Regions from separate parts of the Mus musculus genome. Here regions 2 and 3 are each linked to region 1. A link is a loop called in an ENCODE intact Hi-C map of the cell type or tissue named here. Cell type or tissue: left cerebral cortex. All regions are shown on one strand. Links, peaks and the distances in the headings refer to the core of each region. The heading gives the core; the rest is flanking DNA. Region 1 overlaps Lsm14a (LSM14A mRNA processing body assembly factor). Region 2 overlaps Garre1 (granule associated Rac and RHOG effector 1). Region 3 overlaps Garre1 (granule associated Rac and RHOG effector 1).

Evidence for each region. A loop is a pair of places that touch in the nucleus more often than their neighbours do. Peaks named below come from ENCODE experiments on the same cell type or tissue, not always from the same donor. Only the 100,000 strongest peaks of a DNase experiment are listed, where the experiment ranks them.
Region 2: a loop joins it to region 1, with 4 times the contacts of the local background. A loop is called at or near these places in 29 of 42 quality-filtered maps.
Region 3: a loop joins it to region 1, with 8 times the contacts of the local background. A loop is called at or near these places in 30 of 42 quality-filtered maps.

What each region holds. Positions count from the first base shown.
Region 1 is chr7:34,350,792-34,361,732 of GRCm38, forward strand. Lsm14a (LSM14A mRNA processing body assembly factor) reads right to left here. Exons shown (of 11, transcript NM_025948.3): 5 at 6,975-7,151; 6 at 6,643-6,705; 7 at 2,874-3,056; 8 at 2,599-2,770; 9 at 495-726. Among named protein-coding and RNA genes, the nearest start is that of Gm12764, 32 kb to the right of the region's middle. In left cerebral cortex, for the core only: a CTCF peak has its summit at 5,036; a DNase peak (open chromatin) is centred at 4,993.
Region 2 is chr7:34,260,607-34,271,547 of GRCm38, forward strand. It overlaps Garre1 (granule associated Rac and RHOG effector 1), which reads right to left. Exons shown (of 14, transcript NM_172741.3): 3 at 2,947-3,144. Among named protein-coding and RNA genes, the nearest start is that of Gm12758, 32 kb to the left of the region's middle. RefSeq lists an enhancer at 4,549-9,187. In left cerebral cortex, for the core only: a CTCF peak has its summit at 5,607 (motif pointing right); DNase peaks (open chromatin) are centred at 5,619, 6,008 and 8,438; H3K27ac peaks cover 2,650 bases.
Region 3 is chr7:34,247,398-34,258,338 of GRCm38, forward strand. Garre1 (granule associated Rac and RHOG effector 1) reads right to left here. Exons shown (of 14, transcript NM_172741.3): 4 at 10,616-10,756; 5 at 10,235-10,330; 6 at 9,950-10,111; 7 at 9,015-9,173; 8 at 6,590-6,687; 9 at 710-835. Among named protein-coding and RNA genes, the nearest start is that of Gm12758, 18 kb to the left of the region's middle. In left cerebral cortex, for the core only: a CTCF peak has its summit at 4,808 (motif pointing right); a DNase peak (open chromatin) is centred at 4,857; H3K27ac peaks cover 1,833 bases.

The sequences.
Region 1 (10,941 bases), core at 2,571-7,570:
GCTTGGCATAGCAGATCATCCTTTTTTCTTGTGTGGAGGGAGTGTTTAAGAGATTTTCCTGGTTCATGATATCTAGACTCATGGCTCTAATAAAAAGACAAACCGTCACCTTCCTATTCTTCCTTCCTTTGGCTGAAAGAGCAGTTAGGCTTCAGGCAGCACTCCAGCTACTGCTTAGTCCAATACGATTTAATTACTTAATATATTATTCTTTTTCTTTGAGACAAGTCTCACTATGTGGCTCTGGCTGTCTTGGAATTCAGAGATCCTCCAGTGCTGAGATTAAAGGCATGCATCACCCACACTCAGCTCTTTCCTATTCATTAGCCAAGAAATCACTGTCCTTTAAATTAAAATAAATAATCTAATCATACATGTATATTCTCCAGGAAGTTAAACTAAAAGTTATTCTAATGTTTTAAAAATGATTCTGCGAAAATAGATAAAAGTAAAACGTTCTGAATGCCATCCCCACAGCATGCAGCTATACTTACCCTATATTCAAAGTCTGCAAACTCCCTACCACCACGAGCGCCTCTGAATCCAGCACGAAACCCTCGAGGGGCAGTGAAGGTTCCTCCTCGGCCACTACCACGCCCTCTGCCACCACGGAAGCCAAGGCCTCCTCTGCCTCGGTAGCCTCCACGGCCACGGTTTGGACGAAGCGGGATGCCAAAAGTTTCAGCATTTAACCTTCTTTCTTCAGCCCAAGTTGGTCTCCTTTCTCTGTTATGTAAGAGGGACATTAGCACATCAACCCAAAAAGTGCATCTTTCAGCAAATCTATGCAGCCCCAATTCCTGACACATTTAATTGATTTCTCGAGCTCAATTGAAGAAATAAGAGCAGGCAATCTAGACTCTCCCAGCTCTAATGGCATGCAAGCTCTGTACACTCCTGCAGTATGCTTTCACATGACACAGAGGCTTGTTTCTTATAAATACAATTGATAGATGCTAAAGAGCTGGGCAGTGGTGGCGCACGCCTTTAATCCCAGGACTTGGGAGGCAGAGGCAAGCAGGTTTCTGAGTTTGAGGCCAGCCTGGTCTACAGAGTGAGTTCCAGGACAGCCAGGGCTACACAGAGAAAAAAACCCTGTCTCGAAAAAACAAAAACAAAACAAAACAAAACAAAAAAAAAAAAAAAGAAAAAGAAAAAAAGATGCTAAAGGCTTTCATATGAAGATAATTAAGACCCAAAGGACTTGTGATTGATTTCACTCAAGCCACAGAAGAGAGGACAGAGCTGGTAGGGAAAGCCTTGGTAGAGATGGAGGTCCTAGTATCCTAGCTCAATCTCTGGACCTGATGAAATTAACCCAGCAAGTGCCTACACTGTTCCACCAATCATCCAGCCTACTAGCACTCAGGCCTCCCTGTCCATATTTACACTGAAGCCAACAGTTGCCTCCAGGGGGCACTGAGCTACAGTCAGGACAAAGGCAATGTGATGCGGGCAGCAGACTTCTGCAGCTCTTAGCTTAATGTGCTAAGTCATTTCTTTTTGACAATTAGAAATTTTCTGGATCTTCTTCTTTTTTTTTTTTTTCTTTTTCTTTTTTTGGTTTTTCTCTGTATAGTCCTGGTTGTCCTGGAACTCACTTTGTAGAACAGGCTGGCCTCAAACTCAGAAATCCGCCTGCCTCTGCCTCCTGAGTGCTGGGATTAAAGGCGTGTACCACCACGCCCGGCTTCTGGATCTTCTTTAACTGTAATATGTCAGAGTTTTACTGTATGATTCCATTCTGAAGAAGTATTTTCCACTTGGGTCTGGTTTCATTTGAATATAATATAGACAGATAACGAAAAGGTTTATGTTACACAAATGCTGTTTAACTAATATCTAGGTGTGACTACATCTTTAAACAATAGTGTGTTTTTTGTTGTTGTTTTTTTTTTTCAGGACAGGATCTCTCATAACCTAGGCTAGCCCTAGGTATAACCTAAACCCCTGTCCTCCTGACTCCATCTTACTCAAGTGCTGGGATTACAGGTTAAAGCCTATGATTCTTTTTCTTTTTTGTGTCACTAGGATAAAACCCAGGGCCTTGCATATGCTAGGCAAGTAGTCCTCCATTAACTACATCCCTAGCTTTCACTTTTTTTAAATTTACAACTTTTGGGCTGGTAAAATGGCTCTGTGGATGAAGACTCAAGCAAATTTCTGGGTTTCATCCCTGGAAAAACTACATGGTAGGAGGAGAAAACAGATTTCTCTAGGTTGTCCTCTGACTTTCACACCTACTCCATAGAATGCATGCACACAAACAGACACAGAAAGAATCAAAAACTTTTAAATAGTAAATTTTTTTAGGAAACAAAAACAAACACATACACACACACAACAACAACAACAACTGTGAGGCCTGGAGAGATGGCTCAATAGTTAAGAGCCCTGGCTCTTCCAGAGGATCTAGGTTAAATCTCAAGCTCCCACATGGCTGCTCACAACCATCTCCGCCTTCAATTCCAAGGGGTCTGGATGACCTTTTCTGGCCCTGTGGGCACTATATGCACGGGTACATGAACAAACATGCAGACAAAACACTAAAACAATATACATAAAATATAACTGAATAAATCTTACAGAACCCAGTACCTATTATCATCACAAGAGATGTTGTCAAAGAAGGACTTGGTCTTGTCATAGTAGCAGTTGGGCCCAAGGGGATCTTCCTCATCAGCATTCCCTTCACTGTTCTGAGTGTCGACTCCTGAGTCTCCTTTGTCTTCACCGTTTACAGGTTTCTCTTGTTTCTCAAGTTTATCTTCTAAGGAAAAACATGCAAGTTAAGACTTTACACATCTAAGTTGTAAACCATCTTTAACTCAAAGATCAAGTTAATCATTTTTGAGTAGAAAAATAAAATTTACCTTTCAGTTTAAGTTTATTATGAAACTCTCTGTCAATTTCCTCCTTGTTAAATTGTGCATTTGCACTTTCAAAGTCAAAGTCTTTCTCAAATTTCATTGGACCATCTCGACGGATACCAAATCTTCCCCTGCCACCTCGATGACCCCCACGTCCTCTTCTTGGAGCAGAAGGAACTCCAGGAACTATATTAATAAAGAATATTTATAATAACATTCAGTATGTATTAGCTCGTTTAGAATAACACTGTGGTCTTTGTATGAAATGATCTATAACATAAATGTTTAAACTCTATTTGTACAGTATAGATGTATTTTTATACAAATAAGAAATGGGGATGGAGCCGAGCGGTGGTGGCGCACGCCTCTAATCCCAGCACTCGAGAGGCAGAGGCAGGCGGATTTCTGAGTTCGAGGCCAGCCTGGTCTACAAAGTGAGTTCCAGGACAGCCAGAGCTACACAGAGAAATCCTGTAAAAAAAAAAAAGAAAAAAGAAAAAAGAAAAAAAGAAATGGGGGTGGGTTAGAGAGAGGGTTTGTGATTAAGGACATCGGCTGTTCTTGCAGAGAACCTGGGTTTAATTCTCAGCACTCACATGGTGGCTCACATTCAAAACTCCAGTTCTAGGGAGTGAATGATGCCTTCTTCTGACTCTGCTAAAACCAGGCACTTGCTCTACGCATACAAATATGCAGGCAAAACATGCATTTTTTTTAAAGAAAAAAAAATCTTAAAACAACAATCCCCAAGAAGATTGCTTAGCGGATAAAGTTGCTACGGTCAAGCCTGATAATCCCAGTATAATCTCTCGGACCCATATGGTGGAAAGAGAACTGACTTCCACAGCTGTCCACTGACCTCCATATTGATAGTGTGCACATTGGCACATATACACAAATTAAAAACAAAACAAAGCACTCCTGCAAATCTTCTAACCTCTACAGGTGCAATATAGCACACATATGCCCATACGCATAAATAAACACACACACACACACACACACACACACACATACACACACACACACACACAGAGAACAAAAAGAATTAAGTTGCTAAAAGTTAGTATGCACATGAAAAACAGCATAGATTTTATGTAACTTTAATATAACTTTTATAGTTGTTTTTATGAAGAGCACAACAAATAGATGTATAATCAACAGATTTGAGGCCTTCTCCACTATATTTACCCAGGCTCTAGAAAGCTCTGTTCTTCTTTCTGCCCTATTCCCTCAAACCCAAGTGCCAGGTTCTTTGTGGAATGGGTAACAGGAAACAAGATGTACAATAAAAATGTAAGTGAACACTAATCAGCACAGACAGCAAGGTAGGGAGGTGTTTCTTACAATTCAGATAAAACAACAGAGAAGCACCAGTCCTTACTGGCTCTAAGAACTTCCTGCTTTCAGTTTTTCCCTCTACCTGGTTCCATGTATTCAGGTTCCTGAATCTATGTGTTCTCTTTCTATAACACCACCACAGGATTCCAGCCAATCATCTGAGATATAATAAACAGCATAAAGTAGAAAAATTCATAGTGAAAACTTGTGACCCCACATATCCAACACATGTGTGTCTAAGAGTAAAATAACCCAGAATCTGGAGTAGTTCTTGGTGTGACTTTAACTTAAAAACATGCAGAAAACAAAGCAGGATTAATTTCATGAAGTACAAATTGAATAGTTATATGAATTTTGTAATATACAGACAAAAAAAACAGAAGTGACTACAGAGTAACAGGCTTGTGCTCATTGTTTGGTGAGGATGGCAAACTGCCTGAGTTTGAGGATAAACCCACCTAGCAGCACGTCCAGACATATCTAGGTAAGCAGGTATTTTTGTTTGTTTTTTGTCTTTTCGAGACAGGGTTTCTCTGTGTAGCCCTGGCTGTCCTGGAACTCACTTTGTAAACCAGGCTGGTCTCGAACTCAGAAATCCGCCTGCTTCTGCCTCCCAAGTGCTGGGATTAAAGGCATGCACCACCACTGCCCGGCCGGTTAGCAGGTGTTTAACACACTCAATATTATTACTAAAAGTAACTCAGTTACATGCCAGGAAACAAGCAGATTCACCTTAAAGTTCTACAAAAAGAACACCTATGTGTGTAAAATCCAAGGAGAAACTGCAAGAAAATTCACTGTTCTGTTAGTGACCCTTAGTGGTGGAGGAGGGTAGTGAAGCTTTTAGTTTATCTTTTGTTTCTGTGATAATGGAGACCTAAGGCTCCCTGATATTAGGCAAGCATTCTACCATTAAGTTTTATCTCTGATACTGGTGATGAGTTTTGGAGGATACTGTTAAGATAAATTTACTTATCATTTCACATGTTATTAAACGATCGATTGTTTTTATTTATGTGTATGATGTGTATGTGCCTGCAGAGTCAGAAGAGGGTGCTGGATTCCCTAGATGTAGCTGGAGTTATGAGACCACCAGGTGTGGTGCTAGGAAGCAAACCCTGCTCCTCTGTAAGAGAAGCAAGAGCTCTGACGCGGAGGCATCTGTACAGCCCCTTAGATAACGTCCACATGATAAAGTGTAGCAATGACTGTGGGAAGAGGCTTCCCTGTTTAAACCATACCAAGTACTCCACAACACACACACACCTGAAACTACAAGGAAAGCAACAGGGACACAGGCAGTGAAGGAAGGAAAAGGCTCTTTTCAGCACTCAAACAAGTACAAGTAAAAAAAGAACGCTTATACACTTAAATTCATTTACAGGGGCTAGAGAGATGGCTCAGCAGCTAAGAGCACTGACTGCGCTTCCAAAGGTCCTGAGTTCAATTCCCAGCAACCACATGGTGGCTCACAACCATCTGTAATGGGATCTGATGCCCTCTTTTTTTTTTTTTTTTAAAAAGACTTATTTGGGGCTGGTGAGATGGCTCAGAGGGTTAGAGCACCCGACTGTTCTTCCGAAGGTCCAGAGTTCAAATCCCAGCAACCACATGGTGGCTCACAACCATCCGTAACGAGATCTGACTCCCTCTTCTGGAGTGTTTGAAGACAGCTACAATGTACTTACATATAATAAATAAATAAATCTTTAAAAAAAAAAAAAAAAAGACTTATTTATTTCACCTATGTGAGTACACTGTCGCTGTCTTCAGACACACCAGAAGAGGGTACCCGCATGCACACATACACAAGAAGATGTACATCTACGCCAAACTCAAAGACAACTGTGTATTGTCAAGTACAATCCATTCCAGAAAAATAGTACTTCAGAAAAATTAACTTAACTACAGATATAAGAATGAAAAGAAAAGCACATTGTGGTGCTACAGTTCATTCCAGCTTTGTTCCCAACAGTAACATTTGACTGCTGCACACCAGCAAACCTAGAGAGCACACACTGTCAGAGTTTAATTAACCAAACTATGGATCTTACTCAGATGTTACTAATTTCTGACAAGCATCTTCAGGCATGTATTTATGTAGAGGCCAGCAACAGTTTGCTATAAGAACAGACTTACAACAAATCCATTCCCCTTGGGGTCAGTCCTTTGAGGTTCACAACTCCTACCTTTTTTCTTTTTGTAGCAAATATGCATTTTTGAAATAGTTCCTCTTATTGAGATCCATGGCATATGGCATTCAGATCCAGGTAGCTGCTGGCTATGGTAACGCATATTTTTAAATCCCAGCACTTGGAAGGCAAAGTTCCAAGGCAGCCAGAGCTACACAGTGAGGACCTGTCACAACCAACCAACCAACCAACCCCCTCAAATCAAACAAACCCAAACCAATTAGATCCAGGTAACTTACCTACTTGCCTCTTGTCATTTCTGAGTTGCTCATTTTCTGGCCTTGGGACTTTGTGTACTTCAGCTATAAAAAGATATACAAAGTAACAAATCAATAATATATAACCAAAAACATTTATAACATTAGAATGGGGGAGATGAGAACACCTGCAATATCCATAACACACACACACACATACACACACCACTTAGAATCAAATTTGAAAGACTGAACACTATTAAAATAAAGTTCAGCTTCAACCTGCTAGCACCATTCATATAAAGTAACACTCCTGGTGTCATGAGGAGATGAGAACGATCACAGTGCAGGAACAGGAAACAGCTCAGTTCTACCTCGCCTGTGCTCTTGGTTGTCTATTGCTTTCTGGCTGGTAGGTGGCAAAGGCCTGGCTGGTACAGGGCTCCTTCTCCCAACAGGTGCTGGAGCAGGTAAGTGGGCCGAGGCGGTCTGTACTGCTTGTTCCATGGTTGGACTTTTTCTCAAAGGGTCTAACTGAGGGCTTGATCGACCTAAAATGTAACCAAAAGATAATAAACTACCCTAACCTGGGATTTCAAAACCATTTAGACCTTATAAAAGTAAGTATAGAATTTTATTCTGCCAATTTAAATCCTTAGCATAAAACTGAATTCATTTTATTAAACCAGTGTTTAAACCTGGTTATCTTCAATGGGCTGGTTATTAAGCTAATGAAACAAAACCCCCAACAACACCATCACCCCCCCCCCCCAAAGTAACACTCCTGCATGACTTGAATATCAGCACAGATCACAGAGCAGGCATGTCAAATGGAGGCTTTCTTTTCCTCTCCTTTTTGGAGACAGAATCTCACATAGGCCTGTCTCCAACACCTAGGTGCTAGGATTCCAGTTACGCATGTCCATGTCAATGACTAAGCAGAAAGGTCTGCTACAAGAATGTAAACAACAATAAAGCAAGGCAGGTAGATTTTTTTAAAGAAATAAGAATTATTATCATTTTTTAAAGATTTATTTATTTTATATGTGAGTACACTCACTATCTTCACACACACCAGAAGGTGGCATCAGACCCAATTATGGATGGTTGTGAGCCACCATGTGGTTGCTGGGAATTGAACTCAGGACCTCTGAAGAGCAGTCAGTGCTCTTAACCACTGAGCCATTTCTCCAGCCCAATAGATGATGGTTTGTTATTGTTTTGTTTTGTTTTGTTTTTTTTAGATGATGGGTTTTTACAAGCCTTACAAGTTTAGGTAATTAAACGTCAGAATTTTTTTTTAAAATATTTTTTATTATTACATATTTTCCTCAATTACATTTAGAATGCTATCCCAAAAGTCCCCCATACCCTCCCCCCCACTCCCCTACCCACCCATCCCCACTTTTTGGCACTGGTGTTCCCCTGTACTGGGGCATATAAAGTTTGCATGTCCAATGGGCCTCTCTTTCCAGTGATGGCTGACTAGGTCATCTTTTGATACATATGCAGCAAGAGTCAAAAGCTCCAGGGTACTGCTTAGTTCATAATGTTACACCTACAGGGTTGCAGATCTCTTTAGCTCCTTGGGTACTTTCTCTAGCTCCTCCATTGGGGGCCCTGTGCTCCATCCAATAGCTGACTGTGAGCATCCACTTATGTGTTTGCTAGGCCCCAGCCTAGTCTCACAAGAGACAGTTATATCAGGGTCCTTTCAGCCAATGCTTGCTAGTGTATGCAATGGTGTCATCGTTTGGAGGCTAATTATTTACACAATGGAGTACTACTCAGCTATTAAAAAAATGAATTTATGAAATTCCTAGGCAAATAGATGGACCTGGAGGGCATCATCCTGAGTGAGGTAACACAATCACAAAAGAACTCAAATGATATGTACTCACTGATAAGTGGATATTAGCCCAGAAACTTAGTATACCTGAGATATAAGATACAATTTGCAAAACACATGAAACTGAAGAAGAACAAGACCAAAGTGTGGACACTTTGCCCCTTCTTAGAATTGGAAACAATCATCCATGGAAGGAGTTACAGAGACAAAGTTTGGAGCTGAGACAAAAGGATGGACCATCTACAGAATTTTTAAAAAGCCAGAAAAAAAGGGAAAAAAAAAAGCTTTCTGAGAATTGCAGGGTGGTCTCATCTCATTCCTAAGTTATCTTAACGGTCTCTTGTCATGTCTCTGTTTATCGTAAGTTTGACTTATCAAATTCCATTTTTCCTTCTATGAGGTCAGAATGACATTAAATACTCTACTCATGTTTTTTGTTCCTGTAGCATTTGCTCTACATTTCTAAAGATCTTAGATTTCATGATATTGTACTAAAATGGGGGATTTTTGCTTAAAAATTACGTTCATTTTAAAAAAGAAAATCCCCAGGAATGCTACAGTGCATGCTAGGTCACCTGGGGAAAAGGGTGAATGCTGACCCACCTCTGGTCATAGAGTACTCGGAATCCCAGGGACAATTCCCCAGGTCCTCCAAGTGTGCAATAACGATGTTTACATATTTCCAGACATTAATGGCAAGTTACTTTAGTGAAAAGCTTAGTTACCAGAGACACTGTAAATATACAGTACTATTAATAGAACCACTGTTAAGTTTTCATTCTTTATGGCTATAATATTTTAGCTCATAAGAAACAGCTTATAATACTTATGAAGGGAGTGGTAAGTGATGTTTGAGATAGGGAGTGGCTAAGCTGCTCAGGCTGGCACTGAGTATCTGCACCCAAATGATCTTTCTGCCTCAGCTCCCAATGTAGTTGCCTATGCAGCAAGAAGTCACAGGCATATGCCATTGTGCACAGTTTTCAAAGAGTCAAGTTTCTTTTCTTTTTCCCCCTTTAGACCAAGTTCTTGTTAAGTAGATACAGCTAGCTTTGAACCCACAATATTCCTGCCTCAGCTTTCCGTACGCTGGGATTATAGGTGAAATCACAAGCAGCTTGGAGGGTTAAGATTGAGAAAAGCCTACTGCTGCAGCTCATTTTATAATAGTCTACCAAATGACCTTTCAGATTTATCTTTTATCATTGCTTTTCTGAGAAGAAAGCCTGTGATTCTGAAGTAGTACAGCAGTAAACACAAGAGCATACAGAACGAGTTACTGACTCATTGGCTGCATATTCTTTTTCTTTTTCCTAACAACTTACTAATCACAGTGTTAATTTTGCTACAAATAAATAAATCCAGAAATATCTTCAGAAAATGCAAAAAAAACAAAAAAAAAAAAAACCCCAACTCCTTGAGTGAGGATCACATTCTTATCATAGAGTTAAAAGGAAATCTAATGTGTTTGGTGTGAAAATCAGAAACTTTTTTTTTTTTTGAGACAGTGTCTCACTGTGTAGCCCTCACTAGTCAGGAACTAACAGCTCCATAGCTTCTGCATCATCCAAAGTGCTGGGATTAAAGGTGTGTACCACCACTTCCAGCTTCATTATTTTTTGGAAAAAAACCTGTATTTTATTTTTATCCCATAATGTGTTTGTGTCGTGCACAATGCTTGAGAAAGCCAGAAGGTGTCAGATGCCCCTGGAGAAATTTCCTGTGGGGCTGAGCTACCTGATATAGGTACTTTGCAAGAGCTGTCCAGCCTCTGACATTCAAATATTTTAGTTGGTGAAATTTAAATAATTCTTAGGCTTTCTGTGTCACAGATTTATGTAAATATCCAATCAAAATTTAATAAAAACACTTCTGTTTTCAAGGCTTCAGTATGAATGAAGGAACTCAGCCTTACTTTTATTAAACTATAACACACCGTCACTTATGGAAATAACCAACCTTTCTCCACTACAATTTAATCTAGAAATCTTTTTTGTTTTGTTTTGTTTTGTTTGAGTTTCTCCTTGTAGCCTTGGCTGTCCTAGGCTATGTAGACCAGGCTAGCCTTGAACTCAAAGTCCCACCTGCTTCTGCCTTCCAAGCACTGAGACTAAAGGCATGTATCACCACTGCCCTGACTAACCTAGAAATACCAATCATCTACTTAATCCCACCCCTTCCCCACATTTCAGCTGTCCTGAGGCTCAAACCCAGATCATCATACAGCTAGGGAGTGCTCTATGGCTAGACTATACCACCAGCCATTTACACTTTATATTTACAGCAGAGCGGTTTCCAGCACTGCACTTTTTTTTGTTTGTTTGTTTTAAAGATTTATTATTTATTTATTTATTTTATATGTAAGTACATTGTAGCTGTCTTCAGACACACCAGGAGAGAGTCAGATGTCATTACGGATGGTTGTAAGCCACCATGTGGTTGCTGGGATTTGAACGCAGAACCTTCGGAAGAGCAGTCAGTGCTCTTAACCG
Region 2 (10,941 bases), core at 3,687-8,686, 89 kb before region 1:
CAGCAGAGTATTATAACATCAGAAATGGAATATTGTGAAAACCTGAACAACTCTCTGAGAAAGGAGAAGAGATGGAAGATCAGAATTTCACTTATTTTTGTTTTGAAACATAAATATCCTAAGGTCTCATATATCCTAAGATGGCCTTGAATGCACTAAGTAAGGATGACCTTGATTGAGCTCCTGATCCTCCTGCTTCACCTCCCAAGTGCTGTGACACAGGTATTTGCTACCATGCCTGGCTTTAGGTCCATAACAAAAGGCAATACACTGCAAATTAACTGTGGGGTAATTCAAATCATCTAGGAAATAACATACATACACTCCTTAACCATACACGAAGATTATGTACTCTCTATATAAAGTAAAATAGCAAGTCTTTGTGAGGCCATCTTGGAAGGTTTTACTTTTCCTTTTTCTCACTAGGAAAGAGGTGTTAGCAAGAGAGCCACTGAAATGCAGCAGAAAAGGAGTGCACAGCTTTAGAGTGCTGTCTAGGCTCCTCTGCTGGACTTCAGGCTTGAGTGGTAGTACTGAGTGCCACAGTCCAGCTTAAGCTTACCTTGGGTCAGACCATAACCCAGGGGACCACTCCACTGTGCTGCTCCCTATAGTAATCACTGTAATGCATGTTATTCAGTGTGGGCTTTGTGGGCTGCTATGAGCCTGTGAAAAATTTCTGCCTTATGACTTCAACTGCTATCTTCCTATCTCTTTCAATTAGATTATCAAGCATTGTGGCCATGGTTTAAGATACTTAGAGAGAAGGCATATATCGCTTTAATAAAAACTTTGAGAAGCAGATAGAGAATTATTCTTTAAAAACAACAACAAAAACCAAAACTACCAAATGGCCTCAATCCTGTATGTAATGTCGAATAGTTTTTTTTGTTTTTGTTTTTGTTTTTTTTCCCAAGACAGGGTTTCTCTGTATAGCCCTGGCTGTCTTAGAACTCACTTTGTAGACCAGGCTGGCCTTGAACTCAGAAATTTGCCTGCCTCTGCCTCCCAAGTGCTGGGATTAAAGGTGTGTGCCACCACCGCCACCACCGTCAGATAGTTCTGCCAGGCTGTCAGATAGTTCTAAGTGCAGCAGGGCCACTAACAATACAGATTTAACTCTTGCTGTGTTAGCCATCACTGTGATCTGTGGGTCTCATTTCAAAGTGTCTGCAGGCCTGCAGGTCTCTATGAAGTGTGGGATCTGGCTGATGAAGAATGCAATGCTACTGGCAACTGCAGCGGCTCTGGAAACTGCCTCCTGCCTCCTGCCTCAGGCGGAACACTGATGAGACTATGTAGTTGAGTCTTCTCAGCCTCTTCTCCTATGGCAACAGTACCCTCCAGGTTTTTCAACATAATACTTTCCTATCAAAAGACCATATACATTTGCATGTATGTGTTAAAATGCTTACAAAACACATGCTGCCATTGATGAAGACCCTGACTAAAAAACAAACCAGGGCTGAAAGCAGCGCTCAGTGGTTAAGAGCACTTCCAGAGGACCCAAGTTCAATTCTCAGCAACTATATGGTGGCTCACAACCACCTATAACTTGTGTTCCGGGGAAATTGATGCCCTCTTCTGGTTGGGTTTCTCAAAGACTGTACACATGTGGTGCACTAACATATATGAAGGTGTATTTATTATTAAAAATAAATAAGTGGAGTATAGTGATAGATACCTATAAATAACCCCAGCACTTGGGAGGCTGAGACAGAAGCATTACAAGTTTGAGGCCTGCCTGGGCTATTCAACAAAATACTGTCTCGAAAAATAAAAGGGGGAGGAAGAAGAAGGGAAGAGACAGACTGACTTTATAAAGAGCAATTTCTTTTTTTAACTTTTTCTATGTGTGTGCCTGCATGCCTGTGTGTATAACTCATGAAAGTCAGCACAATCAGGTTCTATCGCAAACACCTTCACCAATTGAACCACCCTGCCAATTGAAAAACTATTTCTGACTTGTTAATATCCAAGTTTAAGTTCTGGGTGTAGAGAAGTCTCAACCTTCCCAATGCTACAGCCCTTTAATATAGTCCCTCATGTTGTGATGACCCCCCCCCCAGCCATAAAATTATTTTGTTGCTACTTCATAATTGTAATTTCGCTACTGCAATAAATTATGTAAATATCTGTGGTTTTGGATAGTCTTAGGTATCTTGTAAAAGGGTCATTCAACCCCTGAAGAGGACTGAGACCCTGGCTGAGAACCACTGGACTAGAGAATACCATGCTAGAGTGGCCAGAGGAAGAACTGTATACTAGGCAGGATGCTCCATGAAAAGGTTTGAAGATGGCCAGCAGTAAACTTCTAAAGCAGGTCCTCATCCAAGAGGTTGTACGGGCACCAGAAGCCCAGAGGAGAATGCTCATTGGACACTGGCATGTCCCTCCCCAAATCTGATCACTATGCCATTCTATCCCGCTCAAGCTTCTCTACCCACTAGTGAGGCTGTGCTGGGTAGCTTCTGATCATTAAAAAATAAAAGGCTTCATGTGTCAAATAAATTAATAGGAAAATGGCTAAGATCACATGCAAAAAAAATGATAAATGAGGACCTAAGATTAGTTCAGCTAAGCATCTTTTTCTATTCATTTTTATGAAGTTTTGGAGTTGGCATATATAGTAATAGGTTTCATCATCGCACTTTCTTGCATTTGCCACTGCAGTTTGTTCTCTCCTGCTCCCCATCCCTGCCTGCATGCCCTGAGTTCAAGGCTGCCTGGTCTACAGAGTGAGTTCCAGGACAGCCAGGACTATACAGAGAAACCCTGTCTAGGAAAAAAAAAAAAAGAAAAAGAAAAAAAGAAAAAGGAAAAAAAAAAAAGAAGAAGAAGAAGCAGCAAGCTAGTGGTAAGTTTACAACTTAATGTCTAAAAGCAAGTGTCTCTCCTGGGAGCCAACAGTCAAAGAATCCCAGCAGCCTCTCCCAGGTCAGTTACCTCAGCTGCCCCTCGCCAGGATCGCACAGCTTCCTCCAGTTCAGGTGTGTGGCCCATGCCAGACAGACTGCTGTTCTTTTTTTCTGGCACAACTACCTCAGCAAAGCAAGAGTGAGCCACCGGCTGGACTTTCTGCAAGGCGTGGGTCAAAAACTGGAAATGGACTTGCACCACTGTCAAGAAACATCGCCCCAACACCTGTGAAAACAAAAGAGCAAGGGGATTTTAGGCTGTGGGTTGCTCATGGATTAGTGCAGTAACTCCTCAACTGTCAACAGACTGGCAATCATAAAAGCATGCAATGCTAAAAAGTCCCCCTGCTTTACAAGTGCCTGCCTATTGGGCCTTGATACTAGAAATTTAGAAGTCAAAACATTTCAAAGAGCCAGGTGTGGTGGCTCACGCCTTTAGTCCCAGCACTCAGGAGGCAGAGGCAGGCGGATTTCTGAGTTCGAGGCCAGCCTGGTCTACAAAGTGAGTTCCAGGACAGCCAGGGCTATACAGAGAAACCCTGTCTGAAAAAAACAAAACAAAACATTTCAAAGCAAGCAGTAAGCCTCAGGCACAAGTGGGTCTTCCAACTTCCCCCCACCTGTCCTCACTTCCCGAGTCTAGACTGTCTTTGAGTTCCTGTGGGTCCGAGCCATTCATAATCTCAATTGTGGCCACAGAGTATTCAGAACGCAAAGGAAAAGTCATGGTATGTGAGTAAAAATCTGAAAGGTTGGTTTGACCTAGAAGAAAACATTCCATTGGGAATGAAATTCAAAGATACTGGTTGTTTCAGTGCTGTGCTAATATTGTTATGAATACAGTTGTTTGTTGTGTTCCTCCTACTCATTACAAAACAAAGCTGACAGACCAGTTTTCCAGGAGTCAACAAAACATAGGAGATAATGCTATCAACAAGGCAGAAACCCACTAATCTGACACTATCAGTGGTTGGTTGGCTAGTTAATAATTCAAATAGGATCTCACTGGAACTGTCTGTCCTGGAACTCACTCTGTAGGACAGGCTGGTCTCAAACTCACAGCAATCTGCCTGCTTCTGGCTACCAAGCCCTGGATTTAAATGCACATGCCACCATGTCCAGCCAGAATTTTTTTTCAAACAATAAATCTGACAGATATGGCGATATATTCAGGTAATTCTAGCACTTGGAAGACTTAAGTAGGTGCATCATGAGTTCAAGACCAGCCTGGTCTACAAAGAGAGTTAGAAGCCACTGTTCCCCTGCTTCAAAACAATAATAGAAGCCCAAATCCCACTGCTAATAGACAAATGTTCTAAATTGTTAAAATGTTAAATGAACATTTTAAGCCATGAAAGATTATTTGCTTGGAGACCAGGGAAGCTGTTCCCTTTCTTGCTTCCTAGTGACTTGACTTCCTCCCCCACCCCCTTTTTCAGGAGACAGGGTCCAGGAATTCAATCTGTAAACCAGGTTGGCCTCAAACTCAGAGATCCACCTGTCTCTGTCCCCTCTAAGTGCTAGTACTAAAGGTTTGCACCACTGCCACCTCCCCCCCCCCCTCTTACTTTCTCTGTATGTTTTTGGTGGTACTGAAGCTATCCCCAGGGCCTGGAGCAGAATGAGGAAGAGCTAACATCCTCCTTCCGTTTTATCTTTGTACTTTATACAGGAGGGTCTCACTAAGTAGCTCAGGCTGGCTTTGGACTTGCAATCCCCCTGCCTCAGTCTCCTGAATTTCTTAGATTTCAGGAGTGTACAACTCCCAGTCTGGTTTTCTAACTTGGGCACAGCTGTGATGTTTGTTGATTTCCTATGTTTTTCTCTAAAAAGCAGGAGAAACTGCTAGCTGAAAAAGACCCTGAGCTTGGAGAATTGAAAGTTCAAAGTCTGCCTGGGCAATCTGGTGAGACCCCAGCTGCTCCAACTGTCTGCACTCCTTTCTCAAAGATTTAACATCCATTAGAGTCCCGACGCTCTCACCCCATCTTGTACCTTGGAGCAGCCTAAAGACTCAGCCACATCTAAGTCAGATGCTGCCCTTAACCATAAACCCAATCCAGCATCACACAACAGAGCTGCTTTGCTACAGAAACTGGGACAGGCCAGCTCCCAATACCTATTCTCTCTAAAAGATTTCTCCCCTGTAGAAAGCACCAGAGCAAACATGTTAATTTAAAGTTTCATCCAAAACTAGAGCAAAAAACAAACAAACAATAAGCTCATATTAAAGTGTCCACCCTCTAAGTGAACAGCTAAATCAAAGCTGAATTCTACCTCCTAGGTTTCCACTGCCCCTTTCCTCAGAGCTCCTCCCTACTAAGGCTACGGCTATGAAGGGTAGGGTGAGGGACACAGACCTAAGAATCCAGCTAGAGACTCCTGACATGAATACACGCCCTCTGTCTAGTACCATACACACTACCAGTCGGCTTTAACTAAGCATTCAGCATGTACTTGGTCTACACTACAGAGTTCATATGGGTTGTGTCACAAATCCCAGAATACCCCTATGAAGTCATCTCTATGTTACAGAGAAAAAGACTAAGGCTAGACAAGTTATGAAACCAGGCACAAAGGTTACAAAACAAACAAGCAGAACAGTCTCTTCATTCAGTGTTCAGCTTCTACGATTTTAGCAAGTATGTCCTCTTGTCTTCAACACTTTCAATATCCAAACAGACAGAGGGTGGCAGCACTGGACCAGGCACACAACAGAAATTCAGTCTTAACTGGCACCGGCTAAGGGCACCAGGAAGCTCCCTATAGCGACAGAGGAGCTGGGTGGCTCCTCCAGGTCACACTCTCTCCCCTCTTTCTTGGCCTCTTAGCAAGCTATGGGAGAAAGAAATGGAGGGTAAGTGAAGTTGCCATGCTGCTCTGGGGTCACATTCTCCCAGCTTCTGACCAATGAAAATTACTTGCTCCTTCTAATAATAAATATATAATACATGAATGCCTAATATGTACAAAGCTCAAAAATCCTGAGGGTACACAGGAAAGAGGATGAGAAAATCCCTGTGCTCAGGAGGGTTACATCCTAATAGGGCTAAGAGACAACAAAGCCATAAATAGACACAAGGTCAGATGCAGCTGGAGAACAAGCTGCCTGGCAGGTGGTGAGGAAAAGGCTCTCTGAGGATAAACCAAGGAAGAAAGCTTCACTTCCTACTCTGAAAGGAACACTCTGAGAAATGGCAGTGAAGCCTGGTATCTGGATCACAGAAGCATGGGGCTGGGGTGGGTCCTCCTAATGCACTGCTAGAGAGGTGGAGGTGGAATCCTGCTGTCAGTCTGCTGTCTTTGCTCTTTATTATGTACCTGACCTTAGATGAGTCATTTAAGCTGCAGTTCTTCTCTGTAAGAACTGCCCTCTTCTTTCCCACGATGGGTAAAGCATAAACCCAATTAAGATTGTGACAAAATACACGTTGTAAATAATTAAAGGCCAACCTAACCAGTAGTTAGCCCGACTCTTGGAAACTGGTTTCAGTGACTACTTATTATAAAATGTCACCTCAAGTAACAGACACATAAACATCACCTTCTGAGAGGACAAAGCTCCTGTCTCTGCTCACCCTTTATCTCATCTCCTTTCCTGGCTCAGCCCTCAACGCCCTTAATAGACCTCACCCTCCTTGACTCAGGGATGGGCCAGTTCTTGGGGACTGTCCTCACACAGGTTTGGAAGAATGTGTCCCAGGGTCACAGACAGCTCTCTCAGCTCACAGACTCAGGGCATGTAAGGCTGCAGAACAGATTGGATAAGCTGGAGAATGGGTGAGTGGAACAGTCAAGGCCAGGTACTTAAGTATAAAATAGCACTGAAGCTCTACCAACAGCCACCACCTTAACCCATGCCAGGAGCCACACACATGGTAAAGTAACCCATTTTACATATGACAAAACAGGCTTAAAAAGATAAATTTGCTTAATGTCAAGTAGGTTTAAGTGAGGAATGTCTGTCTCACTCTAAAAGACATTTCTGACCACCAGGTTGCCCTGTCTGCCTGTGACAAGATCCAGGATATAAAAACAACAGTGGGTAGGTACTAAAGAGAAGACATTCTGGAAGCAGATAATCGTTAGGGAGCTACTGAAACAGAACCCTGCTTACTGGAAATTCCTGATGGCCAAGACGGGTATATCACAAGCCTGGTGCCATGGTATATGCCTGTAATCCTAGCACTCAGGAGGCTGAGACATGAGATCCACAAACTCAAAATCTACGTGGATTACAGAGTGAGACTAGGTCTCAAAGCAGAACAGTTGCGCACATGAACCTTCTTATTCTCTTATACTGTATGCACAGTATCTACCACACTGTAGACATGGGTATAACCAGAGTCCCTCTCTTCTTGGTGTACCTGTTTGGTTGTTTAATGTTGCTGTTAATATTTTATTTTTATCTGTGTGTTTGTCTACACATATATCTATACCCCAGTGTATGCCTAGTGCCTGAAAAGGCCAGAAGAGGGTTTGGAACTGGAATTACAAAAAGTATGAACTGCCATGTAGGTGCTGGGAACTGAACTCAGGTCTTCTCCAAAAGCAGCCATCTCTCTACACCTCTTGTATGTTTCTTGAGGCAACAACTCATCTGGACTGGCCTCACTAGTGTAGCCTCACTAGTACAAGGGTGACCTTGTACTGAGTTTATAGGCCTGGGGCCACCACACCCTCTTTCTTCTCAGTAAGTTTTATAGCTTAAGCAGATTACAAAGGGTTCTAATTTAAGTCCATCCTGTTTGAGAACTAAGACATCCTTTCTGTACCATCATAGTTGTTGAGGGTCAACCTCTATGTTCTGAAATTTTGTTACAGCCATTCCTTCCTACAGCACTTTCTACCTGCTTGTGAATGGAACTGTGGATGCCTAGGTCAACCTCATCTCCCAAAACAGCTTACTTTTTTTCCATATTAACACAGATGGAAGAACCCAAAAGTTCACTGCTCTGCTCAACTCCATTCAACAATTCATCTTTCTTAGATCCCTGCAAAAACTAAGCCATTCTGTACCTTATGTCTGACCAGACAAAAAGTCTCTAGAGTGAAAGCAAGTTGCCAGACTGGCTGCTTCCAATTGAAATTCCAAAGCCATTCCATCATTTCCCTCTCTCCAGTACTTATATACCTTACGCATTCCATTTCATTTTCAGTGTTCACAACCTTGTTTTGAATACAGCTTATTGTCTATATGGTAATTCCAGAGTCATTACACAATGACCCAACCCACAGACCAGACCTTGATACTGCCATCTAAATGTGTCTCAGGAGAAACAGAGAACACAGACTACTTGAAGACTATGGAAAGTACTTATGAAAACTGCACTACAGGTTAAAAATGGGGAAAAAAAAAACCAAGCTTACTGAAAATAGCATGCAAACACTGACAAGCTGGTGCTGTACTGTGGGAGAATGCTTGTTGATCACGCAAGACTCAGATTTCCATCCCAGGGGTGTGGTTCCTTGATTAACAAAAAAAATCTACAAATCTTTTTGCAGCCAGAATTTTCAATCACAGAGAAAAGCCAAGCTATACATAAGGTGGAACAACCAGAAAATGTAATAAAGTCAGCATATGCCTACAACACCACATGTTCAGACAAAAGAACATTCTGACCTGGACAAGCTGCTATATTGCCAGTAAAAACAGCAGAGGTGGTTTCTGAGCTCCTGCCTGCCACATGGGCTAAGCACCATGACATGCAAAGCCTTTGACGGTGATACATCTTCACTTTTAACTGGACAGGGCTTGGAGGGGTAGGGATTCTGCTAAAAAATAAACAGTACTAACTATTCCTGAATAAATAAATAAAATACTTTGGGTATTTTAGTAAAATCTAGATGTTATTATATGTTGTTTTGTTGTTCATTTCCCAAAATAAATTATTATGAGTCAATAGTACAGCACCTGTTTTTGCATGCATAGGGTCCTGAATCTAATTTACTGCCATGTTATATGTGCTAAATATGTAAGAAATCTATCTTGTTCTTATTTTTGAGACAAGGTCTCACAATGTAGCCCTGGCTGGCCTCATATTCAGACATAAAGAGATCAGTTTGCCTCTGCTTTCTCAAACTCTGGGATTAAAGGTTTGTTCTAGTACACCTAGCCATTTTTTCAAGATTTTTAAAAAACTATATGCATATGTTGTGTGTCCATAGAAGTATAGGTACCCATAGAGTCCAAACAATCCCTTATAGCTAGAGTTACATACAGATGGTTGTAAGGCACCCAACGTGGATGCAGGGAAGCCAAACTCAAGTCCTCCTCAAGAACAATGGTTGCTCTTAACCTCAGAGCCATCTCTCCAACCTCACAAGAAGTCATGTTTCAGCTTCATTGCAAAAAATCTTAATACAACTTAAAAAAAAAAAGATTATCCAGGGAAAGGCTACAAAAGGTAAGTATCTAAATTCACATTAATTATGGTAAATCAAAGACAATATCTGTTCTTAAACTCTTTCCCCACTTCAGATGTAAATTTTCTCCATAACCAAATTTATATTGTATGTTTCTATGGGGTAGAAATTGAAAATATATCCAAGTCACCACACATCGTATGGCCTACAAGCCCACTAAAATTTAGGAATTTTTGTTGTTGTTGTTGAACTAAGTATATTTTTGTTAAAAAGTTGTCATTGCCCTTAAGAATGCTTCAAAACTAGGCATGGCAAACACCTGTAGGCTCAGCTTTTCAGGAGGCTGAGGAAAGAGAATCATTCAAATGCATGAGTTTGAAGCCAGGCTGGGTTCAACAACATAAAAAAACAAAACACCATAACTTGAATCAGTGCTTCAGGAGCTGCCTCACTGAGACTCAGAGCTCCCACCCCCATCCATCAGAAACACTAACGACCCCTCCACCCTCGTCCCCACAGTTTCTAACTAGTGATTCTCTGGTGAGTCTTGGATAGGTCAGAAAAGCCTAGCCTATCTCAGCAATGCGGAGAGGGTGAGCCTCCACCTCTGCCTTGACTGATTTCCTTTGTCTGACATCCAACATCCAAGATACTGTACTGGCTTAAATCTCTCCTGGCTTTTCAGCTGATCCAGTTTCAGACTCCCTGGCTGCTTCCCAGTCATCTTCTGACCTCTACATGCTGGAGTACTCTAAGGCTTGCTGCAGCACCACTCACTTGCTGCATCCTGTTTTCTAGTTTTAAATACCATCTATTAACCCATAGTTCCCATATTCTGTTGCTGTGGACCTCAGCTCTCCTCTCTCAAAGTGTGTTCACCTATCTACTGAAAACCACACCTTAACAAGTATCCCAGACCTATTATTCTAGGCATCTCTTCCTTCTGTTCTTAGTAACAGCAGTATTAGGAAGAGACCCAGGTACAGAAAGAAACCCTGGAGGGCATCTTTGATTCTCTTCTCCCTTCCTCCCCACCCCCATCTCTGCCTCTGTTAGTCTATCTCTGACTGTCTCTGTCTCTCTCTCTGTCTCTCTTACACACACACACACACACACACACACACACACACACACAGCATTACAGATAATTCCAGCACTTGAGAGGCAGAAGCAGGCAAATCTTTTTAAGTCTAAGGCCAGCCCGATCTACTCACCCAGGAGCTATATTGAGAGACCCTATCTCAAAACAGACAGAAAAAAACCCTGAATAATGGTGTTGGGCACCTTTAATCCCAGTACTCGGGAGGAAGAGGCAGGCAGATCTCTGAGTCTGGGGACAGCCTGGTCTACAGATGGAGTTCTAGATCAGCTAGGACTACACAGAGAAACCTTGCCTTGCAAAAAACCAAACCAAACCAAAGTAAACCAAACAAACAAAAACCCACACAAATGCTGCCCAAGTATAAAATCCTAATCCACAGAACCCATGCAAAAAACCAGTTGTGGCAATATCCATTGATAACCCAGCACTACTATGGTGAGATGAGAGGGGGAGACAGAAGTTCCAAGTCAGCTAGCCTAGAGTATATGGGGCAGTAGCAAAAACAAGTGACCCTACCTCGATAAGGAGGAAGGTGAGAACCAACTCCCAGACATT
Region 3 (10,941 bases), core at 2,252-7,251, 100 kb before region 1:
TATAGCCCTGGCTGTCCTGGAACTCACTTTGTAGACCAGGCTGGCCTCGAACTCAGAAATCTTCCTGCCTCTGACTCCAGAGTGCTGGGATTAAAGGCGTGCACCACCACGCCTGGCTTTGTGTGATGACTTCTTATCGCTAGGAGTTGAGACAAAATGCTTGCAAAAGTTCAAGACAATTTGGACTACATAGTAAGTTTAAGGCCACCCTGAGGTACAAATAAGATAGTCTGTCAGGAGAGGAAAGGAAAAGAGATGAGGGCATGGGTAAATGTTTAAGATTTCTGCCAGTGTTAAAACGAGCAACTCACAGAGAACATTTGTAACTCAGCTATTTCTACATGCAAATAAACTTCATGAAGAATACAAGAAAATGTTGTAAGCATTTCTCTGCTTTTGCGTCTGGGAATGAGAACTGGGTTAAGAGTTCTCTCCATGACCATACTCCATGATTAAAACAAGGAAGGCCAAGTATTAACAGGTTAAGAAATGTGGATAATGAAGAACTTCTTGTATCTCATCTGCATGTCTGACCCATCTTGAAATAAAGTTACTAAAAAGTTCTCTATCTTGCTTTATTTACCCACATACTCTCAGAGGCAGGAGCTTACATGAGTTGGATTGTATGTGGCTACACTGCTTCCTGGCTATGGATCTAAAACGCAAACCATATGTATAGCTCCCTCATGTAAGTGCAGGAGACACCAACCTCCCTGTTCTCCAGCGGTTTAGGTCTAGCACGGCTGTGTAAAGCACATCCACCAGACCTAGGGTCTTCTCGGGATCCAGGCTCCTCTGCAGCAGGGACATGGTAGCAGGATCTTCCTTTAAGCACCTAGACACAAACCAAGTCATGTTAGTCCTGACCAATACTTCTCTGAAAAGGTGTTCAAAGCATTATGAAAGACACTACAACTTAAGTACTTCTAGCACCCAAAAAGAGCTCGGGAGTGCTGGGTGTGGTGGTGCATGTGTCTTTTAGTCCCAGCAGGAAGATCTCTGTGAGTTTAAGACTATTCTGGTATACATAGGTATCATAGGACAGCCAAAGCAACAAAGAAAAAAAAACTAGGGAGTCCAACAACCAAGCAACCTAGTGAGTACACCAAGTCCTCTGCAAAAGGAGAGGAGACAGAGGTACCACGGGTTTCTCAGTAGGACCAAGCTCTAATAAAGAGAATACTTAGGCAACATATGATGCATACAGGGCAGCATGGCTGTATAAGAACACATCTAAAGTAAGCTAAACGTTCCATTGTAAGAGGAAAACACTTGTGCATACACCAATATGTGTGTGCATGTGAGTGAGTCTGACTTGGAATGCCCAGAAGCCCTGAAAAAAGCAGAGCAGGGATATAACTGCAGCTTCTGTTAGGGTGGCTGGGGATGAAGGCAGCTCGGTCCCTGAAGCTCATTAGATAGTAGGTCACTCTAGCTGAATGGATATCCTGCAGCTTCAGTGAGACCCTACAAGACAGGGTTTCTCTGTGTAGCCATGGTTGTCCTGGAACTAACTCTACACAAGGGTGACTCCAAACTCAAGAGATTTGCCTACTTGTGCCTCCCAAGTGCTGGGATTAAAGCTGTGCTCCACCATCCCTGGCTTTATACATTTACGTCACTTATTGTGTGTATATGAGTATAAATGGATGGACCCAAACAGAGGTTAGAAGGCTACTATCAGGAGCCGGCTCTTTCCTTCTACCAATGGGCTCCAGGAATTGAGCTGAGGCTGTCAGGCTTAGAGGCCTTTATATAAGATTGTTTGTTTGAACATTTACTGTGTGTGTGCATGTGTGCATTCTGTGTGTGTGTGTGGAGATGGACACGAGTGCAAAGGGCCATGTGAGGAGAATGTGTAGGAGCTGGTTTCCTCCTTCCACCATATGGGTCCCAAGAATTACGCTCAACTTATCAGGCTTGGGGTCAAGCGTCTGTTTAGTCATCTCACAGGGTTTTGTTTGTTCTGTTAGAAGCTCATGTAGTCCAGGTTGGCCTTAAACTTGCTACACAACTGGTCCTCCTGCCCTTAATTCCTGAGTACTGGGATTAACTTTTTTTTCTTTTTTTTTTTTTAAAGATTTATTTATTTATTATATGTAAGTACACTGTAGCTGTCTTCAGACACTCCAGAAGAGGGTGCCAGATCTCATTATGGATGGTTGTGAGCCATCATGTGGTTGCCAGGAATTGAACTCAGGACCTTCAGAAGAGCAGTCAGTGCTCTTAACCGCTGAGCCATCTCTCCAGCCCCAGGATTAACTTTTTAAAACCAACTTTCTTTTTTTTTTTTTTAAGAATCATGAAAAGTTTTTTTTTTAAAGATTTATTTATTATTATATGTAAGTACACTGTAGCTGTCTTCAGACACACCAGAAGAGGGAGTCAGATCTTGTTACGGATGGTTATGAACCACCATGTGGTTGCTGGGATTTGAACTCTGGACCTTCAGAAGAGCAGTCGGGTGCTCTTACCCACTGAGCCATCTCACCAGCCCCCTAAAACCAACTTTCATACAAAATAATTCTTAAGACTTATTATTTATTCTTATTATTTGAGATAAGATCGCATTACATAGTCCTGGCTGACCTCAAACTCACAAGGTCTCTTATCTCTTCTTCTTCTGAGTGCTAAGATTAAAGGCTACACCACTACGCCTGGCTTTATTTTTTTTAATTATGAATGTGTGTGAGTCTGTACAGGTGACTATCAGTGTCTAAGGAGACCAGAAGCATTAGATTCCCTGGAATAGAATTACAGATGGCTATGAACTACTCAGTGTGGGAATTAAACTCAGGTCCTCTACAGTAAGTCTTCTTAATAGTTGAGCCATCTTGCCAGCCAGGGTTCCTTCTTCTTTCTTTTTTTGTTTTATGTGCATTGGTGTTTTGCCTGCACATATGTCTATGTGAGGGTATGGTATCCTGGAGCTAAAGACAGCCATGAGCTGCCTTGTGGGTGCTGGGAATTGAACCTAGGTCCTCTGGAAGAGCAGCTAGTGCTCTTAACCACTGAGCCACCTTTCCACCCCTACAGCCATGTTCCATTAAAAAAAAAAAAAAAAAAAAAAGGTGTGTTCTCTGTGCTACACACTTATGTGGAGTTGGTCCTTGGCCACTCTCACATGGGTACAGGCGATAAAGTAGATCTTCCCCCTCACTCATTAGGTGCTTTACACATTGATCTTGTTTGCTGGCCCATGCTGCGCTATGACATGCCATACACCCCTGCCACTGTGCTTTGCTCACTGTATTTGCTTCTGTAACTCCCCACTCATCATCCAAAAGTCATCCTCCTGCTGTTATGTCATATATTGGCATGTGTGGATAATGTAATAACACATGTATGTGTTGGTCTGGTGAGATGGCTCAGCAGGTAAGAGCACTGACTGCTCTTCCGAAGGTCCTGAGTTCGAATCCCAGCAACCATAAGGTGGCTCATAACCATCTGTAGTGAGATACAACGCCCTCTTCTGGTGTGTCTAAAGACAGCTACAGTACTTACATATAATAATAAAAAATAAAATCTTTGGGCCAGAGAGAGCGGAGGTCCTGAGTTCAATTTCCAACAACCACATGATGGCTCACAGCCATCTGTACAGCACAGAGTGTATGCAATAAAAGCCACCCTTTTCACCAAGATGGTACCGAAAGCGAAGAAGGAAGCTCCTGCCCCTCCCAAAGCCAAAGCCTTGAGAGCTAAGAAGGTGGTGCTAAAAGGCGACCATAGCCACAAAAAAAGATCAGAAAGTCACCCACCTTTCAGCGGACCCAAGACCCTGTGGCTCCAAAGGCAGCCAAAATATCCTCGAAATAGTGCACCCAGAAGAAACAAGCTTGACCACTGTGCTATCATCAAATTCCCACTGACCACCGAGTCAGCCATGAAGAAAATAAAGGACTACAACATGCTTGTGTTCATTGTGGATGTCAAGGCCATCAAGCACCAGATCAAAGAGGCCGTGAAGAAACTCTATGACATTGATGTGGCCAAAGTCCATACCCTGACAAGGCCTGACAGAGAGAAGAAGGCGTATGTTCGCTTAGCTCTTGATTATGATGCTCTAGATGTTGCCAACAAGATTGGGGTCATCTAAACTGAGTCCAGATGGCTAATTCTAAATATACACTTTTTTTCCCACCATAAATAAATAAGTCTTTTAAAAAATATGTGCATGTTTGTGAGAGACAGACACAGGGGGAAGGGTGTCTTGTTTCTGTAACCCATAATGGTGTAAGCTTAAGGATCCTCTGTCAGCCTCCTAAGGGACAGCAAGACAGACATGTACACCCATGGTTGGCTGAATAAACTCTTGATTAGTTTGCTGACAATTATTTTCCTAAAAATGAAGTAACACTCCCACTTCAGCATTCCCAATGAGCACATACTTGTACAGGCCCAACATCTCTAACCCAAAAACAGGAAATGTTCAAAATACAAACTTTCTGATGCTACAGTGACAACACAAGAGAAGAATTCCACAGATGATCTCAAGTGCAAGGTCACAGTGAAAATTCAGAGCACCACAAATACTATGTAATACTATGCAAAACCAGCACTGGCCTAGGGCACAGCAGTCTGAAACACAGGTGATCATGTATTTACACTTCATTCTCACAATACCTCATCATACCCATGGGCAAATACTTTCAAAACAAAACCAAAACGGCTGGAATCGGAAATACTTCTGGTCTCTAGCATTTCATGTCAGACACTTGATCTTGGCTTTCCAAGAGAAAAAACAAAACAAAAGAAAACCTCAAAGCAAAAACCAATTTTTATCATTACAAAAAGCAGACAGCAGAGGGAGCCTTTGCAAGCAGTAACAGATGCCATTTCAGAAGGTACAGTAAATTACAAAGGAAATGAACCACACAGGCAGTGAGTGTTCTGTCAGTTTTGTTCTCAGCCTGCAGGCCTCATGCCTTTCCCACATGCAGACTGTGTTTTCCCAAGTGTGGCCTCTGGCCACCTGCACCAGGATTACCTGAGGTGCTTATTAAGCATGCAGATTGCCAGCATCCCCTGAGTGTCAGAAATCTCCATCTTCAGCTGGCTCTCAGGGGTCTGCTACCTTCAAAGTTTGAGAAACCAGGCTTTAAAGACTTGGAGCTGCCAATCACCTCTGACCCAAGGTAGAAAATAAACTAGCTTTGTAGAAGCTGTTTATGATCACCCAATTCTATATAAGTTATGTCTGTTTTTCTCAAAATGAGAATCCATATAAGGTCAATGTTTTCCAATGAGCTAGGTATGATAACATACATAGGTAATCCCAGTTCAAGAGGTGGAGGCAAAAGAATCAGGAGTTCAAGGTCATGTTTAGATACACAGTGGGCTTTTAGGCCACCCTATGTTTATGTAAGACTCTGTCTCAACAACAATAATAAAAACTTTTGAATGAGAATTAAATTAGGAATTCAAATTGCAGAGTGCTGGCCCAGAATGCCTGGGTTTGGTCCCCAGCATCCTGTAAAACTGAGCTTGGCAATGCATACCTATAATCCCAACACTTAGGAGGTGGAAGCAGGAGGATCAGAAGTTCAAGGCTATCCTTAGCTACAAGGTTGCCCTTCACTACAAAGCAAGTTTAAACAAGCCTGGAATACGTGAGACACCATCTCAAGATAGACAGACAGACAGACACTGAGAGTTATTAGAGGGTTAAAAAGATGACTCAGCCAGTAAAGGCATTTGCCAGCAAATCTAATGACCTGAATCCAGTCCCCAGAATCTACAAAGACAGAGGGAGAGAATGGACTCTTCCTGCAAGGTGTCCACTGCCCTCCACATAAATATATTAAAAAAACAATTCAGCTTCAGCTTCATTTTCTGTATACACTTTTCTCCAAAAACCTTGTGTGGTTGCTTCTCAATCCAAAAGTCTCTTGGCCTGTTTTTCTGTAATATAGCTCAAACCAGTACTTGCCAATATCCCTTACTGCTATCTAAGTGAAACTAATTATTTTAGGGCAAAATGAATCTTTTGATCTTTCCCTTTACTTGCTGTGATCACTGTGAGGTTACACCTTTTCTCATCTCCTTGTGCAGTGTCTTCTTTCCTCATGTATGAGGTCATATCCCTGGCCTGCTTCCTTGTTTATAGGAGCTTTTGTCTTAGAAAACAAACTATGAATAACCCTTTATCTTTTGAAGTGTTACAAATATAACAAAAAACAGTTTTGTTTGTCCCCAGATTTACAATGAGAATGAATATATAATGATATAAGCTCAAGCTTATCAGGGTTGTAACTGAAAAGATAGACTTGAGAGAAAATTCTAGTCTCTCCTCAGCTTTAGAAAAATAAAGGGTGACTCAGTGAGAGCAAAAGACACTAAACCCTGTGGCTTCAGTAAGAAGATAACACTGCTCATTATGGTCTATTACTTATATGCCAGTTGCCTGTGGTCAAAGGAGCTCTTTCTCAGAGGTCTTAGATTCACCATCATAGCCAAGCCAAACAGACTCCAACACCGCCCTGCTACCTGAGAAGTGCACAGGTAGCAAGCACTACTATGTCAGGTTGCAAAGATGTGAAAGATACACAGCCTTCAGAGTTTAGGCTTCTATTAAAAAGAGTCATGTTACCATGTGGATGGGACTTGAACCACAATTCTGGAACCTTCAAGACTGATCTGGGGTGCATAGGCTTCTTTATTTTCAATCTGTGCTGTGTCAACAACCACCTAGAAAAGAAACAAAGACAACCGCAGTTCAGAGAGATTTCAGTATCAAACATTCAAATACATAAGCGTATTAGTCACTCAGTAACCGGCAGAACTGTCTGCAGCACATCTGCACTGCAGTGAGACCAGTGAGACCCCCAGAGATAACAGCAAGCAATGATGCGCAAACACACAGAAACCAAACTCTAATTGTGGGGTCTACTCGATTTTGTAGGCATTTTCTACACTGTAGTTGTTCTAATTACAAATTATTCAAGATAAATGTGGTTGTATATTTCTGTCATCCCAACACCTGTGAGGCCATGGCAGATGGATGAGTTTGCAGTCAGCCTGTGCAATATGTGACCCTGTCTCAAAATGAAGAAATAAATAAGTCTGGAGAGCTGGCTCATATGTTGAGAGTACTTCCTGTTCTTTCAGAGGACTTGAGTCCCAACACACATATCAGGCTGCTTGCTCACTGCCACCTGCAACTCTAGTTCCAGGAGATCCAATGCTCTCATTTGGCCTCCAAAGATAATACACACACACAAAATTTAACTTAAAAATAAAGTCCTAAGATAAAACTTTAAATGGGAAAGGACTGGAAAAAAGAGAAAAAGAAAGTGAAGGATAAGAGAAAGAGAAAGGGAAGAGAGTTGATGCATCTTTTATTTTAGGAGTTTGTTCTTGTTTTGATCTTTTCAAGACAGTGTTTCTCTGTATAGCTATGGCTGTCCTAGACCTTGCTCAATAAACCAGGCTGGCCTCAAATTCGGGGATCCACCTGCCTCTGCCTCTGCCTCTACCTCCTGAATGCTGAGATTAAAGGTATGCACCACTACACAGCTATTTTAGTGTTTTTGTTTTTTTAAACGTTATATACGTGAAAGAAAAAAAAGATGTCAGAAACTGAACCAAGCTGGGCCCAGTGATGCAGACCTGTTTTCTAAGCTCCTTACAAGGGTGAGGCAGAAAGACTACAAATTCAAGGGCTGGGGATATGGCTCACTAGTAGAAAAACACATCTCCATTTTGGAAGGAGTTAAGCTACGCATAGGTACTTTTCATGATTCCAAACACAGCTTCCAGTGTGTTCATTTCCACGGTTATAAATAAACAGGGTTCTTATGGCTGGACCTTTGAGAAACATTTCCTGTCCAAGGAACAGCCTTTGTTGGACCTGACAGGTGTTTCCTCTCTCCTCCTCCTATGGCTATGGTCCTAAACGCCTTTGTCAGCTACAACAAAGGCCCTACCATCAATGGTAGGGAAGTAAAAAGTTCCTGGATTCTGCGTATAATTACACTCCCCCCACCCCTTAGCTTAAACTGATTTCTCAAAACTGCCTTCTCCTGCTGTACTCTGTGTTCTGGAGCACACATTGCCATAGTGCCAGCTTCAGCTGACACAGTCCTGGTCTCCAGGAAACTGGCTCAGTCTCTCTATTATAGGTTAGCAGAGTGACCCTTGTTTCTTGCTTTTCTTTCTATATGAATCTTCAAGGAAATGGAGCCCAGGTCTGTACACTGTCTCTGAAGTAATCTGCATGAAACAGGGACAAAGACAATTTTAATCTGTTTTTTTTTCATGAATAAAGCAGAAATCAGACTACAAAGAGTACCTATAAAAAAGTTTTTTATTTATTTATTTTTTAGACAGGGTCTCACTCTCAAACCATGAATATGAGGCAGAATCTAGTACATACAAGCTACTTGGGTCGACATGGCAGACAATAAAAGCTAACAGTGATCACAGATGCTGAGCTCTGGACCTGGTCTGACTTCACCTGAAGTTTCTTTAGTTTTTATTTTCCTTCCCTTTTCTCTGACAGGTAAAAGATAGATTTTTACCTGAAGCAGATACTGCCACTTTCTTGTACAAAAGGTAATGGGCAGAGAGCTAGGATAGGAAATGATTGGGTTGGGGCCCTAGCTCACCTTTACAGGGGCTGACCTGTAAAGGTGAGAAGAACAAGCCACATTTAGAGAGGTCAGAGAACAGGCAGAGTACAGAGGACTGAGATAGGAGGCCACCAGCCCAGCTCACTTGAGCAACAGGAAACTCCAGTGTTGCTGCAGATCAGTCAGGCCAGTCAAGGCCCACACAGGCAGTACTAATGTGTTTGTTACTCTAAGATGAGGAAAGCGTACAACATCACCATTTTGTAAATAGATTCCCAGCAAATACAGGTTACAAAGGTATTAAAACAAACAAACAACAAAACTTTCAGTTCTGAAGAGAGAGCAGGGTCTTCCTATGTATCTCAGGCTAGCCTCCAACTCTTCCTTTTGCCTCAGTCTGTGCAGTGTTTTGCATTGTGCTCTCATGCTCTCACATATACTCACCAGCCCTGCCTGGCCGAACAGCAGCTGCACAGCAGTCTTACAGGCACCCCGCCACATGGACGGGCACACCTGATTCAGGACTTCAGTCACAGGAAGATCATCCCTAGGTGTGATTCCATTGTAGCAGCCTGCTTCCTTGATGAGCTGTAACATGGTATGCTACAGATTGACAAGAGAGAGGACAGTTCACATCTCAAGACTCTTGACACTGGCAAGGCTACAAAACTTATAGGGGTTATTTATGCAACCACCCTCAAGAGAGGCACTCTGAGAGCACCCAGATCATGCCATTTGGAAAAAAAAAAGTTTTTGGAGGCAGGATCTCACTATGTGTCCTTGGCTGGCCTAGAACTCTCTTTGTTCTGAGAGAGGCCAAGTTTCAGGTCCAGGCATATTACTTTGGGCTTCAGTTCCTTTGTCAAATTGGAATGGGGGAATACTCATGCCTCAATGAGACACTTAATTAAATAAAACAATGTATGAGAAGCACTTTGTTGTATTTCCCATGATGCTTTACAACTGATTATTATTACTGCACTAAGATTTCTATTACTTAATTCTCAAAACTCCACCAGCAACTATTAAGCATCAACAGCTCATGGTGTACTCTCAAACTCTTAAAGATCTGAACAAAATTATTAATAAAACTTGCTCAGTAAATGTCTTCTTATGTTATCCCAGGGTAAAGTGTGGCTCAGTGTCTGCTTTGCATATGTAAAGCAGAGTTAAACCCCTAGCATCATACACAAAAAAAGGAGAGACATCACAGGCCTACATTTGGCCATCACTGTACTCAGAAAAGTTAGAGCCTCCTTCCATGATTCCCATTTTAGTTTTTAAATGTATATTCTTCAAAAGCCCTTGAGTTTCCTGTAACAGCTCTATTCCAAGTTCATGCTCAGGTACTGGAACCCAGGGAATCCACAGAAAGATACCGTCTTAAGCTTCAGATTGTCGGCAGCCGACTCATTAAAGGAGACCCCCTTCAGGAAGTGCGATCCTATCTGCACAGGAACCGTGGGGAGCTCACACTGCATGGGCTGTGGGGGTGTCTGCCTTCGCCCTGTCTGCTGAGCTTCCGCCTCACTGCAGCAGCCCTGGAAGAAGTTTGAATAGGGGAGTGGAGGTGATCCACAGCTCATGTGATGAGCATTTGGTACCCACACGACTGAGTGAACAACTCCCATAAAGTCCTAGAGCCGCTGGAGAGAAAAGTGTACCTGCAAACTTGCTTCAATGGCCTTTGGGTTTAGATGGAAGCCAGCTTTCATTGCATATTCACAGTGGCCTAAGCTTTCCAAAGCTATTTTATAAGCCTGTAAGAATCAAGATCATGTAGCAGATTAGAATATGACAAAGTCTGACAAAAATAGGAACTTAACATTTCTACAGTTGTGGGGAGTGGATCTGGAAGGAGTTAGTTAAGGAGAGTGGAGTGAATACACTGTATGTATACATGAAATTCTTGAAAAATAAATACATTATGTTAAAATTTTCCTACAGTTATTGAGACTTGAGGACCTATTATTACTGTTACCTTTTTGAGTGGTCCAACTTCCCCCTTGGTGACTTGCATCTAACAGTATTGACAACACACTTACCTGCAAAGCACTGTCGATTTTTATGTTTAGCTCTTTTAGCTGGTGCTCAGGAATTGCTGCACTTTGAGAACAAAAGAGTTGTTGGACTTCGATTCCTGCCAGGCATCCATCACAGCCTCTCTCTCTCAATCTAGATGTCGCCTATGACATAAATAGTAACGAGTAGGTAAAGAAAGGCAATTATAGTTACTAGTAAAATTCAAACAGTACCAGCAGCGACAAATCCCATACCTAAAATGAACTACGTGAGCTGGATATACACCAGGGTTTTGGACCAGTCACACTACAAAGTCAGACTGAAACTTTACAGACTTAACTTTTGGAGA